Regions from separate parts of the Mus musculus genome. Here region 1 is linked to region 2. The links are chromatin loops, found by intact Hi-C in ENCODE. Cell type or tissue: gastrocnemius. All regions are shown on one strand. Links, peaks and the distances in the headings refer to the core of each region. The heading gives the core; the rest is flanking DNA.

The links. Peaks named below come from ENCODE experiments on the same cell type or tissue, not always from the same donor. Only the 100,000 strongest peaks of a DNase experiment are listed, where the experiment ranks them.
Region 1: a loop joins it to region 2, with 2.4 times the contacts of the local background. A loop is called at or near these places in 8 of 42 quality-filtered maps.

What each region holds. Positions count from the first base shown.
Region 1 is chr7:35,652,072-35,667,201 of GRCm38, forward strand. It overlaps Gm42379 (a long non-coding RNA gene), which reads right to left and starts at 8,269. Exons shown (of 3, transcript XR_881965.2): 1 at 8,225-8,269; 2 at 7,487-7,642; 3 at 6,344-6,920. In gastrocnemius, for the core only: a CTCF peak has its summit at 7,287 (motif pointing right); a DNase peak (open chromatin) is centred at 7,295.
Region 2 is chr7:35,852,488-35,867,617 of GRCm38, forward strand. No RefSeq gene overlaps it. Among named protein-coding and RNA genes, the nearest start is that of Zfp507, 57 kb to the left of the region's middle. In gastrocnemius, for the core only: a CTCF peak has its summit at 7,319 (motif pointing left); a DNase peak (open chromatin) is centred at 7,323; H3K27ac peaks cover 1,069 bases.

The DNA of each region.
Region 1 (15,130 bases), core at 2,522-10,521, 200 kb before region 2:
GTGGTCCTGAGCTGTATAAGGAAGCAGGCTGAGCAAGCCGCTGGGAGCAAACCAATCAGTAGCGTCCCTTTGTCATCTGCCCTTCAGTTCCTGTCTCTAGGTTCCTGCCTTGAGTTCCTGCCCTGACTTCTCTCAGTGATTAACTGTACAGTAGAAGCTAAATAAGCCCGTTCCTTTGGAATTACTTTTGGCCACGGTGTTTAGCACAGCCACAGAAAATTAGTGTTTACTCTATTATGTGGTTTAGACCACATTATATGACCAGGCTGGGCAACCCAGAAAGACATAGATATGTAAACATATAAATAGACAGGTGTGGCAATGCCTGCCTGTAATCCTAGCACTTACATGTCCAGGGCAAGAGGATCAGGAGTTTGAGGTCTGGACTGCATATCAAGATCCTGTCTCAATTTAAAATCTAAAATAATGAATGCATGTGGAGAAGGAATTTAGAATCCTAGCTAGCCCCTATACAAGACATAGAAGCCAGATATTTTTATTTATAAGCCATACGCCTCACTTGGGCCAGTTTGGAGCTCTACTTATTCTCCAGCTGTAACATGCTTGTCACATGTTGTTTCTCCTGGCCACGTGCTCATGGTCTATCTCCTCTCATGGTGGCCGCCCTCTGTGGCTGCCGTCTGTCTTCTTTCTTCTTCTCCTCCCTCTACCTGCAACTTCCCCCTATCCCCGCCGCCCCACTTGATCCTCAAGTCTCACCTCTCTCCCTCCACTGCCCAATCACAGGCTCTAGCCTTTTATTGACCAGTTAAATTGGGGAGCAAGGTTCACATAGCATCACTTGATGTCGGTGAGGATCTGCTTGCTGGGGGCAACCAGGTACTTGTTGAGAAGCCAGTATTTAGTATTGAAATACAAGCAGCATCAGACCAACCCACTACATGCATGGATGGATGGGCGAATGGATGGATGGGCAGATGGATGGATGGATGGATGGATGGATGGATGGATAAATGAGCTATTCTATATCCACTCAGTGTACGATGGCATACTCAGTCCTCGGGAGCACAAGTGACAAGCACTCAGAATCAGCTCTAAGCATCAAGGCTCGGTCAGCTCCTCTGCCACAGCCCTGACCTTGTTCCATTTGACCCCCCCCCCCCATGATATTTAAATCTCATAACTCTGATCTGTCCAGAAAGAAATCTTAAATTTAAGGTGATTTTTAGAAATGCATTTAACCGGTCTAATGCCCACACTTGTTACACCAGAATGATGAGGGAAATGGAGGCAGGAATATCCTGAATTTCAAGGCTAGCCTAGATTACAATGTAAGCCAAGGCCAGCTTGAGCCACATAGTGAGACCCTGCCCTCAAAAGCCCAAGGGGCAGACAGGTAGCCTGATGAGAGAGCACTTGCCTGACAGGTGCAGGGCTTGGGTTTGGTTCCCCAATGTTGGAAAAAAAAAAAAAAAGCAAAAATTGAACAAATACAAGCTATTGATCTCAATTTCACTTTGTAAATCAGAGAAAATTACTATTCAGTGTGAGGAGATTTCTTACATCTATGTGTTCATTCATAATTAAGGCAACTGTGTCACACAGGAATGTACGCATATGAATATATGTATATACATGCACAGCTCTCGTATCAAGATAAACGCGGTGGAAAAGGACCAAATGCTTTTACCTATTATTTTTTTGTGAATTAAAGTCATCCCTCTTATCTTGCAGTTAGCACCCCAAATCAAAAGTTATTAACATCAATGAGTCAATCAGCAAGCACATTTAGAGCGGTGGAAGGGGAGATGTGCTTGTTATGTTTCTTGAAAAGATGGACGCTCAACAAGCAGATAGTTCCAGAAATGCCCCCAATCCCCATTCCCTAGTGAAATCTCCCAGGCTCCACTCACGGACCCATCTACCCCTGGAGGAGACTGACTGAGGAGAAACAAAATGGAAGATGTGGGCAGGCGGGCTATCGATAGGGGTCTCCTTCCTCAGAAACCTCCCAGATGAGCAAGGGGCTGGCTGGCTTACTCTTCTTCTTTCCCCTCCTCTCTACAGCCCCCAGCCCACTCAGCCACCCACAGCAGCAGCGTCCCCAGTTTACCTTTTGAGGAAGATTGGGTGAGACCTTTGGGTCGCCTCAGCTGCTAAGGAGCCCCTGGCTACGTGATGTAACAAGGGAAATCGATTCTCTCACGGTTCTGCTTGCTTTCTTCCGAGACCTCTCCCCCTTAGCTTGTAGGTGGCACCTCCTCTGTATCTACCCAAATTCCTGGTGCGCACCAAAGGCCAAGCATACTGGTGTTGCAACAGCCACCGTCTCAATATACCAGTTAAATAATGACGATTGTAGACCGTCAGTAAAGTTATGCATTCAGAAACCAGACTATTGTAAACACAAGGGCTGGAGTTTAACAAGGCTATGTGACCTGCGTGACATCACTTACATGTCCTCTTTCTTTGGACTTATGCTCTTTAACCACCCCCTCATTTTCCATTTCCGTGTATGTGTGTGTGTGTGTGTATGTGTGTGTGTGTGGTATACATGTGCATGCATGCTTGCATACGAGTGTTTGCTTGTGCATGTGAAAGCTGAATGAGACATTCCACATCATCCTCCATCACCCTTCCGTCTTAGTCACTGAGGCAGGTCTCTCAATCAAACCCAGAGCTCACCGATGTGGCTACCCACTACGGAGGGTAGAGCTCGCTTTGAGGAATTTCCTGTCTACCTTCTGAGGCTGCAATTATAGGTGGGGTACTACACCCACCCAGCATCTAGTAGGTTCTGGGGATCCCAACTCCAGACCTCACAGTTGGGCTGCAAGGGCTTCAAGCCCAAGTCATCTCCCGGTCCCTCAACACACATTCTTTTCCTAGGAGGACAATCACCTATGGCTGGTTAAAACAAAAGGTATCGAATGTTTTGGAGAATTAGAAGCCCCTCCTTAGTTGATTTTGGCTTGAATTAATTGTTTTCTAAAATTAAAAGCTCTGCGTCTGCCTCTATATCCTTTCATTTTCATATATCATTTAGACCTTTGTTTGTATTCTTGTGGTTAGCTTACAATTTTTAGTTTTTCTTCATAAGAATACCATCGATTTTTTTCCCCCAAGAGAGTGTGCTTGGATGAAAACATACAAACAAAAAAAGTCATTATCAGAAATAAAAGGCTTGTGTTATATACATATATATATAACACAAGCCTGTGTTTTATATGTGTTACATATATTATATTATATATTATATTATTATAATAATATTATATATATATAATATTATATTATTATATTATATATAACACAAGTTTGTGTTTTATATATATACATATATAAAACATAGTATATATACATATATAACACAAGCTTTTTATTTTTGATATTTTTATATATAGTGTAATCTATCATGAGATTATGTGATTATGAAATATTTGGATAAAAAGTGGGCATTTCAGTGGTCTGCGCTTTAGCTTTCTGCACTGCGACAAAATAGTTGAGAGAAGTAGCTTATAGGAGGAGAAGCTAATTTTGGTCCACGGCCTCACTCTGTGGTTATCATTTGTCTGCCACTTCAGGGTGCCCATGCTGAAGCCAAGCATCTTGGTGACAGGTGTGTGCTGGGTACCTCATTGTGACCAGGGGGAGGGGGAAAGCAAGAGGAAGAGTCTGGGGATGAGATACAGCTCCTGGGTCCAAGCCTCCAAGAACCCTCCAACCTCCAGAGTTTCCATCGTCCCCTATTAGTCCATGAAATTACGGTGCTGTCAGTGGACAGATTCACTGACGAAGTCAGAGCCCTCAGGATCCAAGCCTGTCCCCAGATCCCTGCATCTTCTGGTGGCTGCTCCAGAGACTGTGCCAGTCAGACTCTGCTGTGACAGAACACCGGACGCAAACAACGTGAGTGACAAAAGAGCCCGGATTTTCAGTCGTTCACCGCAGGGAGTGCATGGAGGACTGGTTTTACTCACGCAGGCAGGCAGGATGTAGAACACAGAGGAACTAGTGAGGGACCGAGACAAGACAGTGTACCCAAGGGCATGACCCAGGGACTTGCTTCCTCTAGCAGCCCTGGCTGCTCCTGTCCCACTATCTCCTGCAGAGAAAGTCTTTGGTGCAGTGTATGTGAAGCATCACCGGTCAATAAAAAGCTGGTGGCCTATTCGCTGAGGCAGGAGATAGGAGGTGAGAGTTCTGGCAGGGAGAGGGGATTCTGGGATAGAGCCAGGTGAGGCGAGGATTTGCCCCAAATGCTGATGGAGACAGTCACACGAAACTGAAGGAGAGGTGACTATCCTCATGGCAGGACTTAGAATAGACTATACGAGAGAGGTGAGTTACAAGCTAGTGGGAAAGAGGCAAGGCATATGGCCTAAGCATTTACTCACAAATCAGACTCAGAGTCGCTACTTAGTGAACTTGGCCATGGGTGGGAAAGCCTGTGGTTAAGGTCTCCTAACGGTCTTCTCATAAGTAGACTAAGTTACCTATCAATTCAGAGCCTTTATGACCTGATCATTGTTTTGGTTTTTAATTATTTATTTTACATGTGTGTACCTGAGTGTATGCATGTGCCAGGTACATGCAATAAATGTCCTCAGAGGGCAGAAGATGGTGCTGAATCCCTCGGAACTGGAGTTCCAGGTATCCGAGAGCTACCGTGTGAGTGCTGGGAATCAAACTCCAGCCCTCCACAGGAGCAGCCAGCCTCCTGACCACCGTGCCAACTCTCCAGCCCTTCTAGTGGACTTCTTAACCCAGGCAAACATGCTGTCGAGACCAACCGTGGCAGAGAGGTCAGAGAGACAGGCATCCCGTGTCTTGCCCTACTTCTGTGGGAATCGTGAGATGTCCTAAACCTCTTGCTTGTGAATGAAGTACTTTTCATCAAAACACTAGAGTAAAACAACTGCTAAAAGCTACACTTTTAAAAGATTTACTGGGGTGTGTGTGTATGTGTGTGTGTGTGTGTATGTGTGTGTATATGTGTGTGTATGTGTGTGTATATATATGTATGTGTATGTATGTGTGTGTATGTGTGTGCTTGCATACAGTTCCCTTCTGAGGCCAGACAAGGGCATCATTGTCCCTGAAATTAGAGTTACAGGCAGCAGCTGTGAGCAGCCATGTAGGTGCTGGGACCTGAACCCTGGTCCTCAGAAACAGCAGCAGATGTGTTTAACCACTAAGTTATCTTTCTGGCCCTCAAGCTAAATTTTTTAATCTTTTTTCTAAAGTGTGTTAGGCAGTAGGAAAGTTTGACCTTGCACCTGCCAAGATTATTTAAATGTCGAGACACGTAGGAATTCAAGAATCAATGCTCTGTTGGGATGTTTTTCTATGACTAAGGTAAGGGCCAGACACAATAATGACAAGAAATAAGTTACATCATTTGGGGTAATCCAAACCCCTAGAAGATCTTGACCTACTGTGTGCATCTGATCACTAATTAGAAAAACACGTTCCTACCTAGACACCGCTGAAATAAGTGAGCTGAGAGATGTTAGTTATGTAAATTAAAACCAAAGGCATCAAACTTTGCATTTCTGATTACATATTCAAACCATACAATTACAGCATATAAAATCAATTTTTACTATAGTCATAAGTAGCAATTAGACATTGCATTTTAAAATTCAAATGATGTTTGTATTAGATGGAATTCCTCCTCTTCCCCCAGCCTGGGGAAAACATCTGACTGGGAAATGATCCCCTGTGGTTCCTTTCTTCATCCGTCCCTAAAATAGCAGCTTGTGACCCCTTTCAGTGGGAGAGAGATGACACTGACACCCTTAAAGACCGTGGAGACAGGGTCAGGGCTTCATAGTCCTCAAAGATTTGACAACCAAAGAAAGTGGAGAGAAAAAAAACAAGGGCGAATGATGGTAGATGTTTTGAAGGTGGTGGTGGTGAAGGCTTGCAACCCATTGTTAATTAATTAAGGTCGAAATCTACCATTGTCCAGATAGCCCACTGAGCTCAGTGCAAAATGGAGGATTTCCTTTACCAGCAGGGCTTCTCCTTCTCTGACCTCGTCTGAGGGGCCCCAAACCCCTGTACCCTGTAGCTTCAGAATGTCACCTGGCCTTGGAGAGATTACAGGTTCAGCTTCCTATCTCTAAAAGTACTTCCCCAGCAAGGACCCGGGATTCCTGGAATGTCTCTCCGCACAAATGAGGCATTCACAGAACTTTAAAACTCCAGCCAACGATTTTCATTTACCCTGAAACTCTTTCCCACCTCTGCAAAGTCCATATAGAGCCGTGGTTCACCCCGAATAAAGTGTGTGTGTACAAGCCCACCCCAAAAAGAGTTGTGCACACAAACTAAGATCCTTCAAGAGAGCTGTTTCATTGAAGATCATCAGAGAAGCCTTTGCCTACAAGAGCTGTAACACTAAGATCTTTGGACAAGGCCTTCCCCTACCCGTCGCCATTACTCCCAGCCAGACCGGGACCCTGCAGAACCACATCCATTCCAGACTCTGCTTCATCCGTCCAGCCCGGTGTGCAGTGGCATCTGGACACGCTGAGAGGCAGGGAACGGAAGGTGCGGAACCACAGCTAGCACCCCCAAAATGCACACCACAATCCACAAAAACCCAACACCCGATCATGGTTTCTAAGCACAATTCTTTCCTAAAAGGAGCCAAGGCTACATCGGAATGATGGATTCCAGTGTGGAGAAAAACAGAAACTACATATATGTGTACAAATCAAACTTGAACATACTCAGGATTAATGGAAACATGGTGAAAGGACTAGCTTAACTTGCTTCTCTTTTTCTTCTTTTTCTTTCTTTCTTTTGCGACAGGGTTTCTCTGTGTAGACTTGGCTGTCCTGGAACCGGGTTAGCCTCACACTCAGATCTCCTTGCCTCTGCCTCCTGAGTGCTGGGATTAAAGGCATGAGCCACCATATCCGTCACGCTTAACTTTCTATGGGGCAAATCTGAGCAACAAGAATGATATCAGTCATGAAACATAGCCCCCCATAGCTCATGATACATAGCCCCCACAGCTCCTCACAAACAATGCTAATACAGTAAAAAGAGAGAGAGAGAGAGAGAGAGAGAGAGAGAGAGAGAGAGAGAGAGAGAGAAGGATGGAAAGGAAAGAAAAGGAAAGGAAAGAAAAGAAAAGAGAAAAGAAAAAAGAAAAGAAGAGAAAAAAGAAAAGAAAAGAAAAGAAAAGAAAAGAAAAGAAAAGAAAAGAAAAGAAAAGAAAAGAAAAGAAAAGAAGAGGTATTTTTTTAGTTTTGAAAAGCTGTGTTTCTGTGGGCATGTTTCTGAGTGCAGTACCTATAGTGGCCAGAAGAGGGCGACAGATCCCAGGAGCTGGAGCTACAGGCTGTTGTGAGCCACCCCACAAGGGTGCTGGGAAACTGAATTTAGGTCCCTTGCAAGTGCAGCCACCACTCTTAGCCACTGAGCTATCTCTCTCCAGCTCAAGAAATAGCTTTTATTTTTCGTGTAGTTGACTTAAGCAAACTTTTCTGGCAGACACTGTATCAGTTACCTTTCTCCTCGGGATTCTCGGGATGACAGGATTCCTGACTGAAGCAATGGAAGGAGAAGGCGAGTCTTGGCTCATGGTTTCATGATGCGGAAAGCATGGTGGCCGGGGTAGCTTGACCTATGGAGACATGAGCTTGTAGCAGCTTGCCACATTGCCCTGGAAAACAGGACACAAAGAGCATTTGGTCTGGAAGTGAGGAGAGGGAACCCAACTCCCTCAAGTAGGCCGTATCTCCTAAGGGTTCCAAATTCCCCCAAACAGCATCACCAGCCAGGGGACCAACTATTTCAACACATGATCCTCCGGGAGAGATTTCATATTTGAGTGTGACAAATGCTAAGTCGTTTTCTGTGTTAGTCGGCTTCCCAGCACTGATAGAATACTAGAGGGGGGAAAAGCTGCTTTTGACTTGTGGTTTCCATTCATGGTCACTTGGCTGTCTTGTTTTTGGATCTGTGGTGAGATAGACCATCACGGTGGGGAGTCGCAATGGCGCCTAGCTGCTCAGCTCATGACAGCCAGGAAGGGGAGAAAGATCAAAGTTGGGGAGGGGAGACCGCAGGAACGAGATCTATTTCCGAAGGTTAGAACCACAATGACCCACATTCCCTCGAAGTCCTTCAACACCCGTGTTCCTAACACCTTCCAACAGTCCGTTAAGCTCTGAGGCTGGAGTCTGGAAAGCTAGCTCGGGCAGTTAGGAGCGCAGGGGACTGGAGTTCAGTTTCCAGCACTCACACTGGAAGGCTCACAACCGCCTGTAGCTTCAGCTCCAGGGGACACGGTATCCTCTTCTCTTCTTGCCTCCGTGGGCTCTGGGGACTGGAGAGATGGCTCAGTGGCTAAGAACACTGACTGCTCTTCCAGAGGTCCTGAGTTCAAACCCCAGCAAGCACATGGTGGTGTAATGGCATCCAATGCCCTATTCTGGTGTTTCTGAAGACAGCTACAGTGTACTCATATAAAATTAAATATTAAAAAAAAACCACACACAGACACAGAATTCAACAACAACAATGATGACAACAACAACTTTTCAGCTGTGAATCCATCCATAGGCTAATCCTTTGGGATGACCAGAGCTCTCATGATCCAATCGCTTCCCCCAAAGTCGAACTTCTGAACATTGCTGGTTGAGAAACAAATGTTCAGCCTCTGGAAACATTGAAGACCCTGACTATACCAGCCATTGACTAGGGTGTTGTAGGACAGGACGTCCATATCTGTATCACCTCAAAAGACTTATTCGTTACACGGAGGGGCAGGGGGTCCACAGAGACGCTCAGCGGTTGAGAGCACTGGCTGCTCTTGTGGAAAACTCAGGTTTGACTCTCAGTACCCACATGGCAGCTCACAACCATTTGTAACTCCAGTTCCGGGGTGGGGAACTGATCTAATGTCTTCTTCTGATCTCTGAAGTACACCAGGCAGGCATGTGGTACACATGCATACATGCAGGCAAAACATTCACATAAAATATTAATCTACGGGCTGGTGAGATGGCTCAGTGGGTAAGAGCACCCGACTGCTCTTCCGAAGGTCCAGAGTTCAAATCCCAGCAACCACATGGTGGCTCACAACCATCTGTAACGAGATCTGATTCCCTCTTCTGGAGTGTCTGAAGACAGCTACAATGTACTTACATATAATAAATAAATAAATCTTTAAAAAAAAATATTAATCTAAAAAAAGAAAGAAAGAAAGAAAGAAAGGGAAGGGAAGGGAAGGGAAGGGAAGGGAAGGGAAGGGAAGGGAAGGGAAGGGAAGGGAAGGGAAGGGAAGAGAAGAGAAGAGAAGAGAAGAGAAGAGAAGAGAAGAGAAGAGAAGAGAAGAGAAGAGAAGAGAAGAGAAGAGAAGAGAAGAGAAGAGAAAAGAACTTTCTCTGTGGAGAGATCTGCCAGAGACCATTTTAACCAAAAGTTCCAATTTTATGGCCAATGAAGGAGTAGCTGACACCATGGGTCTCCTGACAAAGGGCTCATTTCCTGTAAGTACCAAAGGGCCTGTCAGAATCCAAAGACATAGAACTTAATCTAACTGTGGGGACTCAACGGAACAATCCAAATCAAGGGGCTGTCTGTAAAACAGCATGCTCAGATTCTAAAAATGTCAGCTTCAAGAATGCTTAAGGCAGGAGGGCAGGCATGGTGGCACACACCTTTGATCCCAGCACTCAGGAGGCAGAGGCAGGCAGATTTCTGAGTTCGAGGCCAGCCTGGTCTACAGAGTGAGTTCCAGGACAGCCAGGGCTACATCGAGAGTACCTGTCTCAAAACAAAAGACAAGGCTGGAAGGATGGTTCAGTGGTTAGGAGTGTACACTGTTCTTGCCAAAGACCTGAGTTCAGTTCCCATAGCCAACTGCTTGTAATCCCCAGTTCCCTGGAGTCTGGCACCCTCTTCTGGTCTCTGTGGCACTGCACTAATGAACATGGCCACTCCTCCCACAAGACCTACACACACACACACACACACACACACACCACCACCACCACCACCACCACCACCATACACACTAATTAAAAATAAATCTTTAAAAAAATGAAGAGTGTACTGGCTGGTGTCAATGTAAGCTAGAGTCATCAGAGAAGAAGGGGCCTAAGTTGAGGAAATGCCTCCGTGAGATTTCAGCTATAAGACATTTCTCAATTTATGATCAATGGGGGAAGTGCCTAGCCTGTTGTGGGCGAGGCCATCCCTGATCTGGTGGTCCTGGGTTCTAGCAGAAAGCAGGCTGAGAAAGCCAGGGGAGGCAAGCCAGTGAGCAGCAGTCTCCATGGCCTCTGTGTCAGCTTCACCCAGACTTCCTTTAGTGATGAACAGTGATCTGGACCTGTAAGCTGAATAAACCATTTTCTCCCCAACTTGCCTTTTGGTCATGGTGTTTCGCCGCAGCGACAAAAACTCTAAGACAAAGAATGCAATGTGGGGGTTTACCACATCCTTATTTCAGTATTTCTGAAGGGTTAAATCTAGTTCAAATGACAGACATGAACCCGGGATTCTATAGGCCACATGGAAAGTGACAAGCTAGGCAAAGCAGAACCCCACGTACCCTCCTTGAGGTTAACACCCATGATGGGGTGCGACTTTGTCGTGATGCAGCTGAAGGTCACCTACGCTTCTGTAAGTGACCCCTTGCCTGTGCTAGCTAAGAAGCTCAGGAAACCCATTGATTGCAACAACAACAACAACAACAACAACAACAACAACAACAACAACATGACTAAGTAAGTAGTTAGCTAAATAAATTTCAAATGAAAGGTTGAAAGGAACAAGCTGGTTAATTCCTTATTACTTTACTTATCTAAACACGTTAGCTAAGTCTTTACAAAATAATGGATTTATTTTTAATAATGAATTATTAAATGAATGTGAAATCACTGTAACACGCCTTGCTTTCCTTCAATTAACAGCTAATTGACTTTCATGCATATTTAACTTTTGAATAAAAATATGTTCATATGGCTAAAAATGAAAAGTTCTATAAAATAAAAAAAAAATTCCCTGGGGCTGGAGAGATGTTTCAGCAGTTACAAGCACATTTTACTCTTGCAGATCAAGTCCCAGAACTAACGCCTGTGACTCTAGCTCCAGGGAACACAGAGCCCTTTTCTGACTTCTCTAGGTACCAGGCATACACGTGGTACAAGTATATACATGCAGCTGAGACTCTCATATACACAAAATTAAATAATAAATCTAAAGATCATTTTTAAGGGTCCGAGAGACGGTTTACCAGTTAAGAGCACTGGCCGCTCTTACAGAAGATGCCGGTTCACTTCCTGTACCCACATGGCAGCTCACATTTGTAACTCTAGTCCCAGGGCGTCCAGCACCCTGTTTTGGCGCCTTTGAGCACCAGCACACACATAGTGCATAGACATATATGCAGGCAAAACACCTATGTACATAAGAAAATTAAAGTCTTTTAAGTGAATGAAGAGGCTGGTGTTATATAGTTCAGTGGTAGTTGACTGGTTGCCTAGCAACCCAACATATACAAGGTCCTAGGTTCAATCCCCAGCACTTACCACACACAGATACACAAAGCCCCCTGCCTAGAGAGAACCGTTTGATTAGAGTCACTTGCCCACTGACCGAGGAGTCTGCTTTCCACAGGAAGCCGATGCCAACATACTTGTCTTGCTGATAGAACACTAAATTAAGAAACTAAGCCTAATGTCACTTGCCTGAGAACTTTGTAAGATTTTACAAAGTTCTACGAATCCAAATTAGCACGTCTCTGTCCAAGGGGTATGAAGAACTAATCTGAGTCTAATGACCTGATAATTCAATACCCGGAGCAGGGACCCGAGCCACTGCCTGCGCAGGTGAGTTGTAGCGGGGCCATTAATAGACTCCATCAGCCAGGCCCTGATTCCGAAGGCTTAGCAAGAACAGTTCCCAAGATGACCCTTAGCGATGAGAAGGATCAGCTGTCATCGTCATGGTAGGGCCTGCAGAGCAACTTCTGCTCCGAGCCCTGACTGAAATCCGCATTCAACACTCAGATTTCAGGGATTCTCAAAGGGAGCTGCTTGGGAAGTGAGTGACAAGGACAGTGGGAGGGGAGGAGGCCCAGAGCCTGATTAACAGCCACCTCCCTTCTCTGCACGCCTGACTCCCTGAGGGAGGCGACCCACGAGTCTGTTTGGAGTCTGAGGGGGTGGTGGGCTGCTTCAAACAGGGCATCAATACAGCTTCAGGATAATTAGCTGCCTAATTGAGTGTGTCACTTCAACTGACGCCGTTTATGTGGAGTCTTGTCATGTCTACAGAGCCAGGTCCACGTATGGATCAGTTTACATATTTTCTCTTGTGTGTTTGTGGTTCGTGTGCTCTCTGGGGTGTTTGTCTGTTGTGTCTGGGATTGTGTGTGTGTGTGTGTGTGTGTGTGTGTGTGTGTGCGTGCGTGTGCGCGCACGCTGTGTAGTGGGTTTGTCTGTGGTGTCTAGTGTGCAGTATGCATGTGATGTGTGTGCATGTATGCACGTGTGCTTGCATACCCATGCACGAGTGTGTGGCAGCAGAGGAGGACATCAGCTGCCTTCCTCTGGCTCTCCCTGGACGTCTCTTGAGGCAAGCTCTCCACTTGAGCCTGAGCAGCTGAGTTCTCAGAATCTGTGCTTTTCCATCCTGCTGTACTGTGCTTACAGAACGCACAGCATGCCTCTTTTTCTTTTTTTAAGATTTATTTATTTTATGTATGAGTGCCCTATCTGCATGTACACCTGTGCACCAAAAGAGGGCACAAGACCCCATTACAGATGGCTGTGAGCCACCATGTGATGGCCGGGGATTGAACTCAGGACCTCTGGAAAGAGCAGACAGTGCTCTTAACTGTTTAGCCATCTCTCCAGCCCAATAGAGTTTTTTGTTTTTGTTTGTTTGTTTGTTTTGTTTTTGTTTTACAAGGGTGCTGGGGATTTGAACTCAGAACCTCGTGCCTGTGCACATTAGGCAAGCACTCTGTCTTTAAGCTGCATCTTCAGTCTGCCCCCCTTTCCATAAGGCCCTAATCCCCTCCCCAGAGGTCATGTGTTAATGATGTTCTAGTTTCCTTCTGATGGTTCCCTACCTCTTAATGTCTTCACTTTGGGGGTGCAGGGGTGGGAATCTAGCATTTCAACACAGGACACAGATATCCAGGCCACAGGGGGAAAATGTATTGATATATTTTTAATATGATCTTTATCAACATATTTTGCTCTTATCTCCAGCGGGGGGGGGGGGGGAGCTACTGCTTTTTGTAGAGTGCTATTATATTGATGCCTGAATACTCAGTTAAACATTTATGAAGTGCTTACTGAATACACTGATCCAGTATAGTTCTGGGTCCTAGGTGTTGGCCCACACTTTCAGATCTGGGTTTGTTCTCCTTTTAAGTGAGTCTTGGCTTGAAACCTCAAACCGTCATGGAGTGCCAGGATGGGATAAATGGGGCTTGGCTCTGTGCAGAAGTCCTTGGAGCTCTAGTGAGCATGGTGCATGTTGCTGGCTTCTCTCTGTGTCTCCCACTGAAGAGGTGGAGTCTCCCAGCAGCGACCCCTGCACAGTCTTCTGGTTGAGATGTCTCAGAAGGAAGAGGCAGCCAAGTCAGAGCTTTAAGACAAAGAACACGGACCTAATTTATCTAGTAAGCCGGGTCCGTCTCTGTGTTAGTCAGCTTTCCCTTGTGTTAAAATACCTAATACAAGCAACTCAGAGGAGGATGTATTTGAACTCATGGTTCCCAAGGTTTCGTGGTTGACTGAATGCACAGCTTTGGGCCTGAGACGAGTTATCACAGAGAATGTGTGTGTCTCAGAGAATGGCAGCTGGGAAGCAGAGGGACAGAGGACCAGAGGCCAGGTGTCCCTTCAAAGGCACACACATATCCTTCAATCAAGGAATATCTGCCTTCTAGTTTCCGCAACTTCCTAACCATCATCTGTTATTTCATTCTATGCACTTACCCTGAGTGTGTGTGTGTGTGCGCGCGTGCGCGTTTTAACAGAGTATCTTTTACTTATTCTTTGATAATTTCATTCATGTAAACCATATATTTGATTGTGTGTATACCAAACTTCTCCCTTACACTTCCCCAACTCCCCTCAGGAGCCCCCAACTCCTCCCTTGCACCCCAATGATTCCTTCTCCCCTTCATATTCTCCTCTCTCCCTCCTCTCTCTCTCTCTTTCTCTCTCTCCCTCTCTCTCTCTCTCTCTCTCTCTCTCTCTCTCTCTCTCTCTCTCTCTCTCACACACACACACTCTCCCCATCTCTCTTTCCACTTAATTCTGTCTGTTGAGTGATCCTGTGCAGAGAACTAGATGCTGCCGAGTCCATGGGTGCAGTGCCAGGGCCTGTCCTGAAGATGGCATTGCCCAGCCCTCCTCCCCATCCTCCAGCCCTCACATCCCTCTGCCCCTCCTCCTATGATGCTCTTCAACCTGGGAGATAGGGGTTGGAAAGTCTGGAAAGAAGACTCCTCCCCCTCCCCCAACCCCCACAAGCCCCTGAGGTCCAGGAACACCACAGCCTCGGTACCATTGGGCCCAAAATGCTTCTCCATCACATCAGTCCTTGTCGCTGATCCTTAAATCAGCACATGCTGCGGTCACCCTGGCCAATACTGTGGTCCGTGGGTTGAAGATATCAAAGTCAGTAGTGTATAAAGCACACAGGAAGATGGAGAAAGGCCAGGCTTGGGAATTGTATCACTTCTTGTTGTTGTGATTGTTTGTGGGAAGCCACATGTGCCATCCCATGCATAACCAATCCGGGTGTGAGACACGCCTCTCCTAGGCCTATATAAGCAGCGCCAGTGCTGGGCTTGGGGTCTCTTCGCCTCTGCAATCAAGCTCTCCCAATAAATGTGTGTGGAAGTATCCTGTTGCAGCGGCGTTCTTGCTGGGCACGTGCAAGAATTGTTGGTTTTTGAGATAGAGGCTTAAGCTTGGGCTCCTCCTGTCCCAGCCTCTTTAACACAGGTGTTTAACAGGAATTCTGTGTGCATCACCAATGCCAACTCCATGCGTTCAAGTTTGCTGCCGAATGCCTCCATGTTTTACAAAAACAAGCGTGGTAGCATCCTGTGACAGCGATCCCACCGTTCATCCTGTCGTGGTTTTCTGTTGCTATTTCATATCCGCACAGTAAA
Region 2 (15,130 bases), core at 3,835-11,834:
TGTCTCAGTCTAGACCTAGCACTGCACTCTTGGGGTCATCCCCTTTTCTGGAGACTTCTGGAATTTTGGTTCAGTGCAGTAGTGTGTATTCTCCCTAAGACAAGGAGCTAGCCTCATGGGGATATGCCTGCAGTCATATGCACTGTCACTGATGGGGCCTTAAGTCTGGGGATGGGGTGTGGTTGTGTCACACAAACACAATGTCAACTGCCTTCTGCTTGTCTGCCTGAATTCAAGTCTCCCTCCCTCAGCGGCTACTCAAAACATCCCCCTTCTTTCTCCTTGTTTGTTAAGATTGCACTCAATACATGTAACATAAAAATGGCCATGTTAACCTTACATTTTTAAAGAAAAATAGTGAGTATCTGTGTGTGCATGCTCATGTGTGTGCAGGTGCCTATGGAGGCCGGAAGAGCGCATTGCATCTCCTGGAGTTGGAGTTACAGGCAATTGTGAGCTGCCCTGGATAGATGCTAAGACCTGAATTCTAGTCCTCTTCAAGAGCAGCAAGTTCTTTTAACTACGCAGCCCCCATCCTAATCATTTTAAAGCAGATCGTTCAGTGCTAGGGCATGCAAGCTTCACCATCTTCTCTAGAACATGGCATATCTGGGACCAAAACTCTGTACTCATTAAACAGTAACTCTGCATCCCCAGATCTTTGCTACTGTCAGTTTACCCCTGTCTCTATTAACTTGACTACTTCAACGACTTCCTAGAAGTGGAATAATACCACAGTATTTTGTGATTGGATAATATCACTTTATACAGTGTCCTGAGGTTCATCCATGTAACATATGTGTGGGTTTTTTTTTTCTGGCCTGTGTAATATTTCACTGTATGGACAGACTTTAGTTTATCCATTCCTCTGGGTTCACCTCTGGCTATTGTGAACAATGCTGTTGTGAACATGTGGCATACTTGTACACACGCACACACGCACGCACGCACGCACGCACGTCTTGCTTTCTATCCTTTTAGGCATGTACCCAGAAGAGACATTGCTATATCGGATAGTAATTTTATTATCTGTATTATGAGGAATTGGTCTTCATACTGTTTTGCTCCTGTGGCTTTACCATTGTGCAGCTCGCCCACAGTTCATCCTCCCAGGTGTGAGGCAGTACATCCTTGTGACTGTGATTAGCAGCTCCCTAGTGAGAAGTAATGAACACCTTGCAACACGTGTGTTGCCCATTTTATTGGTCTTCCTTGAAGAAAACCTAGTTAACTCATTTGCCTGTTTTTCAAAGTGAGCTCTTGTTTGGAGTTATTTTAGTGTTCTGCATTTAAACACTCAACAGATTTATCATTTGTCAATTCCCTTCTACTACATATCCCCACCCTCGTCTTCCCTCTTCCTCCTCCTCTTCTTCCTCATCCTTTTCTTCCTCTTCCTCCTCCTTTTTTTTTTCTTTTTTCAACCCAAGGTTTCTCTGTGTGTCCCTGGATGTCGTGGGACTCACTCTGTAGACCAGGTTGACCTTGCTCTGCCTGCCTCTGCCTCCAGAGTGCTGGGTCTAACTGCTTCCTGGCTTGATGATAACTTTCAGTGCATTATAATTTTACCACTAATCTTTTAAGCCGATGGATTGATTGATTGTGTGTGTGAGAATATTATGGCATGCATATGGAGGTCAGAGGGCAACTTGGAGGCGTTGGTTCTCTCTTTCCACCGCGTGGGTCACGCGGCTTGAACTCAGAGATTGTCAGGTTTGGTCACACATGCTTTAGTTGGCTGCTCTTCGTGTCCACCCGAGCTTTCAAATTTGTATGCATTCCGACCGATTTGTATTTCCTTCTGTGTTTTAGGTGTTTGCTAAATCTATGTCACGGAACTATATCCTGTGTTTTCTTCTAAGAGTTCTGTGGATGACAGGTCTTCTGCTTAAGCTATTGATTCGGGGGAGGGACTGCCGCAGGTTCTTATTATATGACCATGAACCCAAGATTTGCCCTATATTTTGATCCTGAGACCTTCTTTCTCTCCTCTGAACCCACGCTTTATCCTACTTTGCCCTCCTAAATGCTGCAGCCCACTCTACCCCCACCAAATAACCCAACTCCTCTACTTTCTTTCCCGAATGCTCAGTGCTTTTCCAACGTGCTATGCAACACGCCCGCTGCTTAAGCTTGTCGCTGTCCTTCAGTACCTTTACTGGAAGCTCAGCACCACCATGACTGGGGTCATCCTTGGTTTCATGCTCCTAAGGGCAGCCATGGTGTGGAGTAGGCTCTTGATCCACATTTATTATGTATGCTGGCAGGCATGTATCTATGCCCCCTTCTCCTGGATCCGGTAGGCTTGTCAGGTGTGCTTGCTACCCTTTGGATGCTATGATGGAAAGCCTGACAGACACAAGTTCTGGTGGAAGGCATGATACTGGCTCACAGTTTCAGAGTTAAGCCCATGTTTGCTTGGCCCCAGGGGCTTGGACAGGATCACGGTGATTGGGGATGTGATGAGGCAATGAGCTATTCACTTCACAGTGGATCAGCAGCCAGGGATCTTATACCCTCGAGGACCTCCCACCCCCGACCCCCAAGACCCACTACTTCTAACAAAGGCTGGCTTCTAATTCTAATACTCTCTCAAAATAGCGCCACCTACTGAGCATCACTAAGCATTTCAACAAATAAATCTGTGGGGTTTCCAGATAGACACTATACATAATACCAGGCAGGGCAGGCAGTCTATGCTCAAGAAGTCCCTCCTGTAAGTGGCTGCTCCACAGGGTTGCTCAGGCATTCTGCCTCCATCTTTGAGTTTGGGAGGGATGTGTGAGCTGGCTGACGCTGGAACAGATCTGTCTCACTGCTGGCTTTATGACTTCACGCCGGTTGAGCATTATGATGTAGTGATGGATAACCTGTCTCCTCTGCCCTCATAAGAGAGATGGAGGAAGGCCCCCTTCCTGACTCTGCCCTTCCCAGAGGCACAGCGGCAGCTTCAGGCCAGACTCTACCATCTCTGATGCTGTGTCACCGATAGCACTGCCTGCTCTGGCCACGAATAATACTCCTTGACCGGCAGTCCTTCATGCACTGCTCCTCTGTATTTCTTACCGTGAAAGGAAGTAGATCCACGTCAATGCCCTCAATTGGAGCACGCTTGACCCAGTTTCATCATTTGCCTTTTAGTGTTGTCTGTGAGGTTACTTTCCATTGCCACATTGGAAACTGCTCAAGTTGACTAAGCTGAAAGCAGTCTTGTGCTGCCTGTGGGCCAGTGGCTTCCAGTGTTCACAAGAGTGGTGGATTTAAACGAATGTGTTTGAATTTTGGCTGCTTCAACCAAATTCTCCCTTCTAGGTAATGTCTTCCTTTTGAAGCCCATGAAAACAATCCACATATTAAGGAGACCTTCAAAAAGTAGCATGTGGTCTGTTCTAGGCACTATTTTAACCCTGCACTCCTGAAGGCTAATATTATGAACTTTTGATATTACAAAAATTCCCAACAAAAACAACTTAAGGGAGATAGAGATGCATGGTGGTTTATGATTTCAGAGGGTTCAGCCCATGGTCTCTGGGCCTGTGCCCCTGGTCAGAAGCATGTGGCAGACGATAGCTAGTCAAATTACCTTGGACAGCGACCAGAAAGCAGGACAGAAAATGGGACGCTATACCCTCAAGGCCCCACCCAATAGACCAACTTTCTCCAGCTAGCTTCCATGTCCTCAAGTTTCTCGAGGTCCCCCAAAATAGTTCCAACAGCTGGTGACCAAGCTTATGAGTTCACAGGGGACACTGACTCTTGGTATGGTCACTGTGGGTCAGCATTGTGGGTTCTACCAATGCTGTGGATGTGGGAGATGAAGTGTGGAAAAGTGGCTTGCCCGGGTAACTTTAAGTAACATATGTGAGGATGCTCAGGTAATGATTGAAAAGCAGTCACAGATTCTAGCTCAAGAATCTAAGCCAACTCTCTGAGCCTCCAACCTAGAGCATTTGTTCTTTCATTCATTGATATTCTGTCCCCACTGTGTGTGTGTGTGTGTGTGTAAGCACATGCCTTGGCACAAGTGTGTGTGGGGTCAGTGGACAACTTTCATGAGTTGGTAACCCCCGATTTTATAATGGATGCATAAACAAACTCAGGGATGGAGGTGATTCCCAAGTACGGCATCTTTCCTTAAAGGGTATTTTTTTTTTGTTGTTGTTGTTCTTGTTTATTTTGAGACAGGGTCTTATTTAGCTGAGCCTGGCCCTGAACTTGTTAAGTAGCCAAGGATAGACTTGAACTCGTGATCTTTCTATTTCTACTCCAAGTGCTGGGATTGAAGATGTGTTTCTCCCATACTCTTTCTTTCAAGAGTTCATCAAACAGTAGCCTTTTTAGTGGTCTGTTTTTTTCTCCATTAAGGTTGGCTTAATTCAATGGTTCTCAACCGGTGGGTGGGTCGCAACCCCTGCAGAGGTCACATACCAGATATTCTGGATATTAGATATTTACAATTTATAATAGTAGCAAGATTGCAATTATGAAGTAGCAACAAAACAATTCTTTTAGTTTGGAGTCATCATAACACGAGGAACTGTATTAAAGGGTCACAGCGTTAGGAAGTTTGACAATCACTGGTTTAATTTGTTTTAAGATTGATTTTTAGTTTATTGATTTTATGTATGAATATGTTGCCTGCATGAGTTCTGAGAGTAGGTTCGGTGCCTGGGGATGTCAGAAGAGGACATTAGATTTCCTGGTACTGGGGTTAAGATGGTTGTGAGCCTCATGTGGGTACCTTCAGAGGCCACAGGAGGGTCTTAGATCTCTTGGAGTTGGCGTTACGGATGCTTATGAGCTGCTGTGTAGGTGCTGGGAACTCAACACAGGCCCTAACCATTAACCCACCTCTCCAGCCCCGTCTAATTGAATTTTAAATGGAGCCTTATGGTGGTGTTTGGTTATGGTCTAAAGTGCCGCTCATACTTCTTCACCCAACTCATGGTCTTTATGAGATCTCCACAGGAGGTCTGGGACTTCATGCCAGGTCTCTAGCATGGCCCACACCTCAGTGCCTTCAGTGCCTTTTTTTTTTTTTTTTTTTTAAATGACGTCTACCTGCTGGCTTTTACAGCTCAAAAAAAAAAAAAAAAAAAAAAGCCTTCCTGTGTTTCAGCCAGGTCTTCTAGAGAGTTCTAGAGCCTCTCTTTATGAAGTTGTCCATTGTTCATTATTCTTTTCCATGAAACACAGCCTCTTCATCACCCTGGAACCTGAACCCTATGCCGACCTGCTCATGACAGTATAGCAACTGTACCTTGTGCTTCTCTGCACTTACGCACATTGAGAGAAAGCTATCAGAAGAAGAAGCCAGAGAACTAACGGGGTTCATCTCAGGTGCCTGCTTTTCTTCAAAGTCCAGTACTGCCTGCCGTTCAGGGTGTGTAAACAGTCGCCTCATATGTTTGTCTGGCCGTACGGTTGTTTTTGGCAGGGGGGTAAGGCTCATATCAGTTTTCCTGGCAGGGCTGGAGGCTCGAGTTCTCCAATAGTTTGAAAGTGAGATAGTATTTGAAACCTAAATGCAGATAGTTATTTGCCCGTTTCTATGTTTTAAAGTTTAGCAAAATTTGATTAATTAACAGATGGATAAAATGCGACTTTAACTCTTCCCCTACCACTTGGATGACATTTAATAAACTGACTCTTCATTAACACGGGCAATACAATTTATTGCTTATACAAAGCTACTAAAGAACCAGTCTGGGATTTGGCAAGAGAGCTGGCCTTAGCTTTGGCTGTGCTACTAACCATTGGTGCCAACACAGACCTCGGCCTCAGTTTCCCCATCTGTAACATGAACTGAGTGGGCTCTATGTCTTCAGGTCCTTGTAATAAGGGTTACAGCAAAGGCCAGCTTGACAGTTGCTCTCCCAACAGTTAACTTTCTTCTGAGGGTGACACACAGACATTCTAGATATGCTAAGTATCTGGTTCACCGGAACAGGCAGAGAACTGAAATCTTAGGAGAGAAAAGCTGAACTTTGTGAATTGTTAAATTTTGTATGAAAGCTTTAGATCCTTGTAATTCCCATGGAGCAGTCTTATCCTCTCCATTTCCCAGCTTGAAAAACCGAGGGTCAGAGAGACTGTGGGAAGGCTCAGAAGGAACACAGTAGCCCAGGCCTCCCCAGCTTGGTGTCCTTTATGCTAACACTGCCAGGAGAAAGCTGCCCTAATGCCAGATGACTACAGGGGCACTGGAAGAGACCTACACGTTGCCTTTAGCATAAAACCTAACTTGAGTTTTTTTCAAGAACATTCAATTATGGGCCTTTCACAGGTCAGGGATCTGAGGTTGCATGAAATTCCCCAGAGCAACCTTCACAGCTAATAAGTGAGGCTAGGATCCTTCCGTTAGTGAGTATTTATTTCACAAGCTGAGGGCTCTCTCTGGACGTTTGTGCACATGCGTGTTCTTATTGTTCTTGATCACATCCACTGCTCTTTGCTTCTGTTGCCTTCCTCCCTCTTTCCTCGTCTGGGAGTCCATGTTTTACTTTCATGTTGCCCTGACATCATCCTGTACAGAAAGGAGGAACACTCGCGTGCGCGCGCACACACACACACACACACACACACACACACACACACACACACACGTTGCATCTCTTAGTAAGACTGGCTTATTTCACTTAACACGATGACCTCCAGTTCCATCCATCTCTGAGCAAGCAATTACATTCATTATACATGAATAACACTCCATCGTGTGTGTGTGTGTGTGTGTGTGTGTGTGTGTGTATGTGTGTGTGTAGTTAGCACTTCCTTTATCTGTTGGTCCTCCAGTGATGGGCATTGACATTCATGGGTCTGCAGGGACCTTCCTAGTAATCTGCCTTTGGCTCTTTGGCTTGTGTACCCTGGAGTGTCCTAGCTTGACCCTATGTGAATTCTATCTTTAATATTTTGAAGAGCCTCTGGACTGATTTGCACACTGGTTGTACTCGGTCATATTCCTGCCATTTACAAAGGAACCTCTGGCTGTCTACCCATGGTCCACATCTACTCCTTTAGTTGAATCTTAGCAGCAGAAATAAATGACCTATACAGAAGTGTGGTCTTGTTGTTGGAAACACAAATTGGAAGCCCTGATTTTTGTCTACTGAAGGTGAACATGTGACCTCAGATTTCTCTTCCTGCAGAGAAACTCAACAGAAACGTCTGCACATGTGCCAGAATGTTTATGATTAACCTAAAAGAGGCTAGAAAGATGGCTCCGTGGTTAAAAACACTGGCTGCTCTTCCAGAGGACCTGAGTTTGATTCTCACAGCCATCTGTAACTCTAGTTCCATAGGTTTCTGATGCCCTCTTCTGGCCTCCACGGGTACTGCATGGACAGGTTGAACCCATGCTGGCAAAAGATACATGTAAGATAGAAGTAAATAAATCTTTTAAAAATAAGTATTAAAAAATACCAAAAGATCCTCATGAAAAGACTGGATATATAAGCTACAGGGTATTCATATAAAGGATTATTAAATGTCAAGAAAAATGAAGGAACTAGTTTATTGAGTGACTCTTTTTTATTCATTGAGAATTTTACACACACATATATATAATGTGTTTGGCTCAACACCCTAACTCCTTCACCTCTTTAGAAAGAAATCTAGGCTCTGTGGCATTCACTGTGAAACTCCATACATATAAAAATCCCCCAACTAAGAAAAGCTTGAAGTGTGTTGTTAGACATTGGGACAGTAACTACAGGGTGAAGGCACAACTGTCAGGGGCACAAAAGAGATACTGTTCTACTTCCTAGTTTCAATAATAGTCACTTGAATGTACTTACTTTGGGAAAACAAATTTAGGATGCACTCTGCCCATATGGTAAAAACAAAACAAAACAAAACAACAACAACAACCCCAAATGAACAGACAGATCAGTGGTTGAGAGCACTTGCTGATCTGGCAAAGGACCTGAGTCCTAGCCCCTACATGGCAGCTCATGACCATCTGTAACTCCACTTCCAGGTGACACAATACCCCCTTCTAGCCTCTGAGGGCCCTATGCATGCATAAGTTACACACACATACATGTGGACTGTCTTAGTTAGGGTATCTATTACTATGATGAAAAATCGTGATCGAAGGCAACTTGGGGAGGAAAGGGGTTCACTTACACTTCCATATTACAGTTCCTCATCAAAGGAAGTCAGGACAGGAAATCAAACAGAGCAGGAACCTGCAGGCAGGAGCTGATGCAGTGGCCATCGAGGGGTGCTGCTTACTGACTTGCTCCTCATGGCTTGCTCAGTCTGCTTTCTTATAGAACCCAGGACCACCAGCCCAGGGCTGACACTACCCACAGTGGGCTGGGCCTCCCTCATCAATCACTAATTAAGAAAATGCACTATAGCTTTGTCCACAGGTCAATCTAGTCAGGGCATTTTTTTTTTCAATGCTCTTTTTCCCAAAATGAGTTGGTCTTGTTTCAGGTTGATATAAAACTAACCAGCACATGGGCAGAACACTTATATTAATAAAACAAAAAATAAGTATATCCTAAGAAAAGGAATGATAAGTGGTCCATTGTTAAGACAATGGTGCCTTGAGTCAGCTTAAGGCCGGTTACAGAGGAAAAGAAGATGCTGTCCCTGCTGTCATCCACTGGTCAAGCTCTCCCAACAAAACTAAGGTTAGAAGAGAAATGTATCAACATTTGCACAGCAACCTGCAGACGTGACGCGGTTACTCATTTACTGACCCTTAAAAACAAACAGGACATAAAATGCAGAGAGAACCTATGTACAGCCTGTGCTGAGATAAATGTAAGAGGCAGGTGATGCGTGTGGCTGTGGCTTCGTTATTCAGCCAAAGAGGAAGTGGCGGCGGGAGCTGTGTCTGGGCTATAAAAGCTGCTCTTGGCTCTGCTGCTGTGTGCCTGACCAGTGTCCCTGAGTTTGCAAAGGCTCACTCACTTTAGATACTTCAGCGTTCTGTGCTCGTTGCTCTCTCTGTGCGGGGTCTTCCTTTCCCACAGACCATCTATATGGACTTAGTTATTTACTTGTTTTCAGCGCAGAGGATGGAACCTAGGGTCTCACTCTTTAGGCACTTGCTCTAATACTGAGCTACACACCAAAATTAAGTTCAATGAAGAGAGAAGAACTATAACTAATTAAAACATTGAGTGTTTTCTTAAAATGTGTTTGGTGTCCCTATCTCTGTATGTCTTACAGCAATTACCTAATCTGCTTTGTCGTGAAAAAAATGTAAAATATGCATGAGGCCTGGACACATGGTGGTGTTCATATCGAATGACATTCAGGATCTTAGTGGACAGAAAATTAATCTCCAGAAGATGTCCAGTTTTGTGCCGGTATCACATTCTCTTGACATGGGCAGACATGGTAGAAAAACACAGAGCATTCAACACAAGGGGCCCTGTCCTGTATTTAAACTCATGACTCAACTCTGGGCTTCTTGGTCTGAGGAATGAAAAATTTGGGGGTCAACCTAAGACTGGATTTTATATTTTTTTTGGGAGGCAGGGTAAGGGAGAGGGAGAAAGTACGCTAGGAGGAGGGGTACCGGGGTGGGCTCCCCATGCTCTGTAGTGGGCGCGAGGTGCATCTTACCATCTGAGCACATCTACCTCTTAGTATGGCTATTGGAGTGGAGTGCATAAGAGCATCTCTGCACACACAAGCCTTGCTCTGATGCTCCAGGGAGGGACCTGGGATCGGTCACATCTAATCCATATACCCAGTCTGGGGAGCTAAAGCAATTGATTCAGGTGCCATACAAGGCATTTCTACATGAGCTTTGTTTGGGATTCTGCTGGTCTGAGTGTTGGGTAGTAGACCGCTATCCCAGGTGGTCTACAGGGTGTCAGCTTCTGACATTTCCTCCTAAATCCAAAGCTTAACACATGCATGGGCTGGTACATTCTCTTCACAGGCAGCCCTTCTAGCTGGCGTGTCCTTTGTTCACGATGGAATGTGTCCCTATTGGTCTGCTCCCCTGTTCTCTGACTCACCTGCATGTGCTCTGAATGTTACCTCACAAGAATGAGGAAATTAAATGGACAATGTATATATAAGGGCTGTGTAGGAAAATACTAATAGCTCCAGAGCTTAGATGGGGACACTGAGAAACAGTGACAGTGAGGATGGGGACAGTGAAGACAGTGACAGTGAGGATGGGTACAGTGAGGACAGTGACAGTAAGGATGGGGACAGTGAGGACAGTGAGGATAGGGACAGTGAGGACAGTGACAGTGAGGGTGGGTGTCTTAGTCAGGGTTTCTATTCCTGCACAAACATCATGACCAAGAAGCAAGTTGGGGAGGAAAGGGTTTATTCGGCTTACACTTCCATGCTGCTGTTCATCACCAAAGGAAGTTAGGACTGGAACTCAAGCAGGTCAGGGAGCAGGAGCTGATGCAGAGGCCATGGAGGGATGTTCTTTACTGGCTTGCCTCACCTGGCTTGCTCAGCCTGCTCTCTTATAGAACCAAGACTACCAGCCCAGAGATGGTCCCACCCACAAGGGGCCTTTCCCCCTTGATCACTAATTGAGAAAATGCCTTACAGCTGGATCTCATGGAGGCATTTCCTCAACTGAAGCTCCTTTCTCTGTGATAACTCCAGCTGTGTCAAGTTGACACAAAACTAGCCAGTACAGTGGGGACAGTGAGGACAGTGAGGATGGGGACAGTGAGGACAGTGACAGTAAGGATGGGGACAGTGAGGACAGTGACAGTAAGAATGGGGACAGTGAGGACAGTGACAGCGAGGATGGGGACATTGAGGACAGTGACAGTGAGAATGGGGACATTGAGGACAGTGACAGTAAGGATGGGGACAGTGAGGATGGGGACATTGAGGACAGTGATAGTGAGGTGAGGACACTGAGGACAGGGACAGTGAGGATGAGGACACTGAGGACAGGGACACTGAGGACAGGGACAGCAAAGATAAGGACAGTGAGGACAGTGACAGGATGGGGACACTGAGGACAGTGACAGTGAGGATGGGGACACTGAGGACAATTAGTTTGCCTTGTCTAACTTTGGTGACTTAGTCTTTGTTCTCTCTTACTATGTTTTATTTCATATGCTTTGTGTTTATATATTAGTGCCCTGTTATTTTCTAATGAGAGAGAGTGAGTGTGTCAGGTTGCATAGGAATTGGGGCTGAACTTGGAGATTTAGAGTCAGTGGAAACTTCATCAGGATATATTATAGTAGTGAAGGGGAGAAAATGAAGACACCAGATTTCAGTTCACCAAATCCTTTTACAAGTGGTATGAAAAGACAAACACTATGACCAAAGCATCTTGTAGAAGTGTTTATTTGGGGCTCACATTTGCATAGGGTTGGAGTCCATGACCATCATGGTGAGTGGTATGACAAGAGCGGAGCACACATGGCACTAGAACAGTAGCTGAGAACCATAGGCACGAGGTGGGGTTGGTTCATGGACTTTTGAAACTTCAAAGCCCATCCCCGGCGATGCACATCGCCAACAAGGCCACACCTCCTCATCCTGCCCAACCAGTCCCTCAGCTGGGGACCAAGTAGTGGGGATCATTCACCTTCAAATGACTACAATAAGGTTCAACGTCCTCTTCCCGCCCTCTCCCTCCTCTACCCTGCCTCACTAAGACAAGGTCTCATTATGTAGCTCAGTATTGATTGGCCTTGAACTTGAGACGGTCCTGACTTAGCTTCCTGAGTGCTGGAATTATAGTGATGATGCACCACACAAGCTATGTGGGTGTTATTTAGAGGTTCTCTAATTAAAAAACAAGATGAGAGTAAAAACAAAACTAACCTGCAAGATGGCTTAGTAGATAAAGTCCTGGATGCGAGGTTTATTTACTGCACCTGTACACACACTGAGCATAGGAGTGTGAGTCAATCGTAGTCCAGTGCTGGTGTGCATGTGTGTGTCATGTGTTAGTGTACATGTATGTGACATGAAGACAAATAGTTCCCTAGAGCCCACTGGTTGAACATACTAGCCAATCAGCAAGCTCCATTGTTTCTAAAACAAGGTGGAGACTGGTAGAGGAAGACACTTTGACCTCTGATCTCCACAGGCAGATGCACACACTCACACACATACACACATTCATACACACTCAACACACTCACACACACACTTACACACACACACTTACACACACACACACGTACACACATACATATACATACTCATATACACACACTCACACATATATTCACATACATATACATACCCACACACACATACACATATACACTTACACACACATCCACACACACTGCTCAGATAGGCACATGGATACACACATGTGATGCATACAACACATAGACATACAGATAGATAGATAGATAGATAGATAGATAGATAGACAGACAGACTGACAGACAGACTGATGGACAAATAGATGGACAGACAGATGGACAGATCACTTTTCTTTCAAACAGACAGACAAGCAAACATCTATTTAATTTTCACCAGTTTCCTTTAAAATCAAGTTACAGTTATGACTTGTAGGAAGGGCAGGAGTTTGCATGTCAGAACCAGAGGTTACTCCAATATTCCAGGGTTGACGTGGTAAGTAAGTGTCACTGATAGAGCTGTTGGAAGGTCTGACTCAGTCTGTGGCAACAGCTGGAAAAAGAAGACAACAGAGGAATAGGGTGGCTCTTTTGGGCCAGAGGATAGTGACCATTTGTTTGCCCGACATGTATCAGGTGAGATCCTATTGTCTCTATAGGGATGCTTTCTACCGTGTCTACCGCTCTTGCCACATTCCCTGTGGATAAAGCCTATTTCCTCCCTCCAACTGAGTGGTGGTACTCAGAAGAACATTACTGTGAGGTTGGGAGGGCTGGGGGTGAAAGGGGTGCGGACAGGAGCACAAGCCACACCTGTGTCAAAATTGGCCTTTCTTCGATCTTGCCAGCAGTATGCATACAGTAGGTGCTCACTGTGTGCCACCACTGAAAAACATATCCTCATCTGGTTTGGAGATGTGAAATTCTCTCTGCCCCACCCCTCCTCATTATCTCTCAATTTTGCTTGCATCTCAGGTTCCCTCTGGGTCCTTGGTGGACTACGACTTTGGAGGGAATCAATTCTAACCCTGGATTTGCCAGTGCCTGACAGATGTGGAGAGCACATGAATCATGGCATGCCTTGGTTTCCCCCTCATTCAACGTGGGTATCATACTTCCTGTTACTCTTGCAGATAGGTGTGGGGAAGGCTGCATGCAAACCCATTGCTGTAATTAGCATCATTATATGACTTTTATTAGCGCCCTCCATGGTCACACATTTCTAAAGACATGCTCCAGGAAGAGGAAATACAATGAGAGCAGTATCTACCTGCAACCTTGGGTTAGACAGAAAAAAAAAAATCCTATTCTCTCTGCTCTTTTCAAAGAGGGCTTGATATGATCGGGTCATTGCATGTAAAATGCTTTAAGAATCTGGTCAGCACTTCATCATTTTAAAATTCAAACATTTCTGAGCCCTTTCTTCCCTCACCCCGTTCATATTTATCTTCTTGGTCTTGCCTTCATCGGGCACCACATTTGTATTGATAAATTGTAGGTAGCTGGAGATGTATTGATGGGATGGAGACAGCTCAAAATGGAGACTGCTGTGGTTTTGCATATCATTACACCTAGCTAGCTTTTTGCCTCCCGAAAGCTGTCGATTTGTGCGTTATTGCTATTCAGGCTGATAAATGACAGTAATTGTTCTTAAGTTGAAGATCTGGTTTAATATGCTGTCTGGCCTGGGAATTTCCTGAGCGCCAGGGTTAAACTAGTTCGCCACTAGAGCTAGCAAAATGGCCTATTTTTTTCATCACAGACTATAGAGTTAATTGAATTACTTGTTCTTCATGCAATTTGTAGCCTTGCTTCTAAAGAGACCGTGAACTGCAGTGGGAGGGAGAAGCCTTCTATGGGGGCTCAGGGGTAATCGTGGGCTCTGCTTCAAGGACATGCCCCCACCATGTCCTGAGCACGGGGTAGCTTTCACTGTATAAGCTCAGTTTGCTCTTTGTTTTCTGGACTTTCACATGATGAGTTGGTGTAGGGCCACTGGGGCTACATCCGAACCCATTCGCTATTGGTAATTTCTTGACGCCCCTTTCTCTGGCTGGAGAGGGAAGCCAAGGCCAGGCAGCAATCACAGCCATTTGCAACTATTCCTTGTTGTGTCCAAGTCTACCCCAGCTACACACTTCTACTGCTGTAGAGAGTCTTGTCTTTTCTGGGGTGTGCATGTTTGTGTATAAATGTCATATGTGCACATGGAAGCCAGAGTCAATGCTGATTGCCTTTACCGTTCCTCTCTAATTTTTGAGACCAGATCTCACGGATCCCAGAGCTTGTCCAATGAACTTCCTGTTCCCGCCTCCCTCCCTCCCTCCCTCCCTCCCTCCCTCCCTCCCTCCCTCCCTCCCTCCCTAGTGTTGGCATCACGGGTTTCTGCCATGGCTCTGAGCTTTACGAAACCATTATTTTTATGTGGGTACTGGGTGTTGAACTCAGGTTGTCCTGCCTGTATGACAAGGGCTTTACCAAGTGATCCATCTCCTTAGCCCGGGCTCTCCCAGGCTCTTTGTTGCCCTTTCTCAAACTGTCCTTTAACACGGAATGGTTGCTTGTATAGCTGGTGTCCTCATGGTAACTCCATGGCCCAGCTTATCCTGTGAGTTCATCCCATGGGTGGACTCTGATTAAACAGCTCTACCTTGAAGGCTCTTTAAGCCAGCATTCCTAAGCAGATGTAACCATGGCTGAGTGAATTAGTTACAGGAACTTGAAGAGAACCATCTGCCCCATCCCAAGGAATGTCTCCCCTGATTCTGCTGTTTGGACAATGTCCATACCTAACCCCTGTTATTACGGCATTCGTGGCTAATTTTCCACCTGGAAAGAGTGAACCCCAAAGCAAAGGCAGAGCACAGAAGAAACCTCGTGTGTCCTATGAACGACACCTTTAAGACATTTCCCTAAGACAGCCGTGGAATGCAAATTGCCAGATTTGTTTCTGTCTGGAGATCAGTGTCCCGTTCCCCAACAACTCCTACCTTTGTCATTCTCCTGGAAATGTAAAATTAGTTTAAAGTTACAGATTTTCAAGCCTTTGAGAATCAGTCCTTGATATCCGTGTT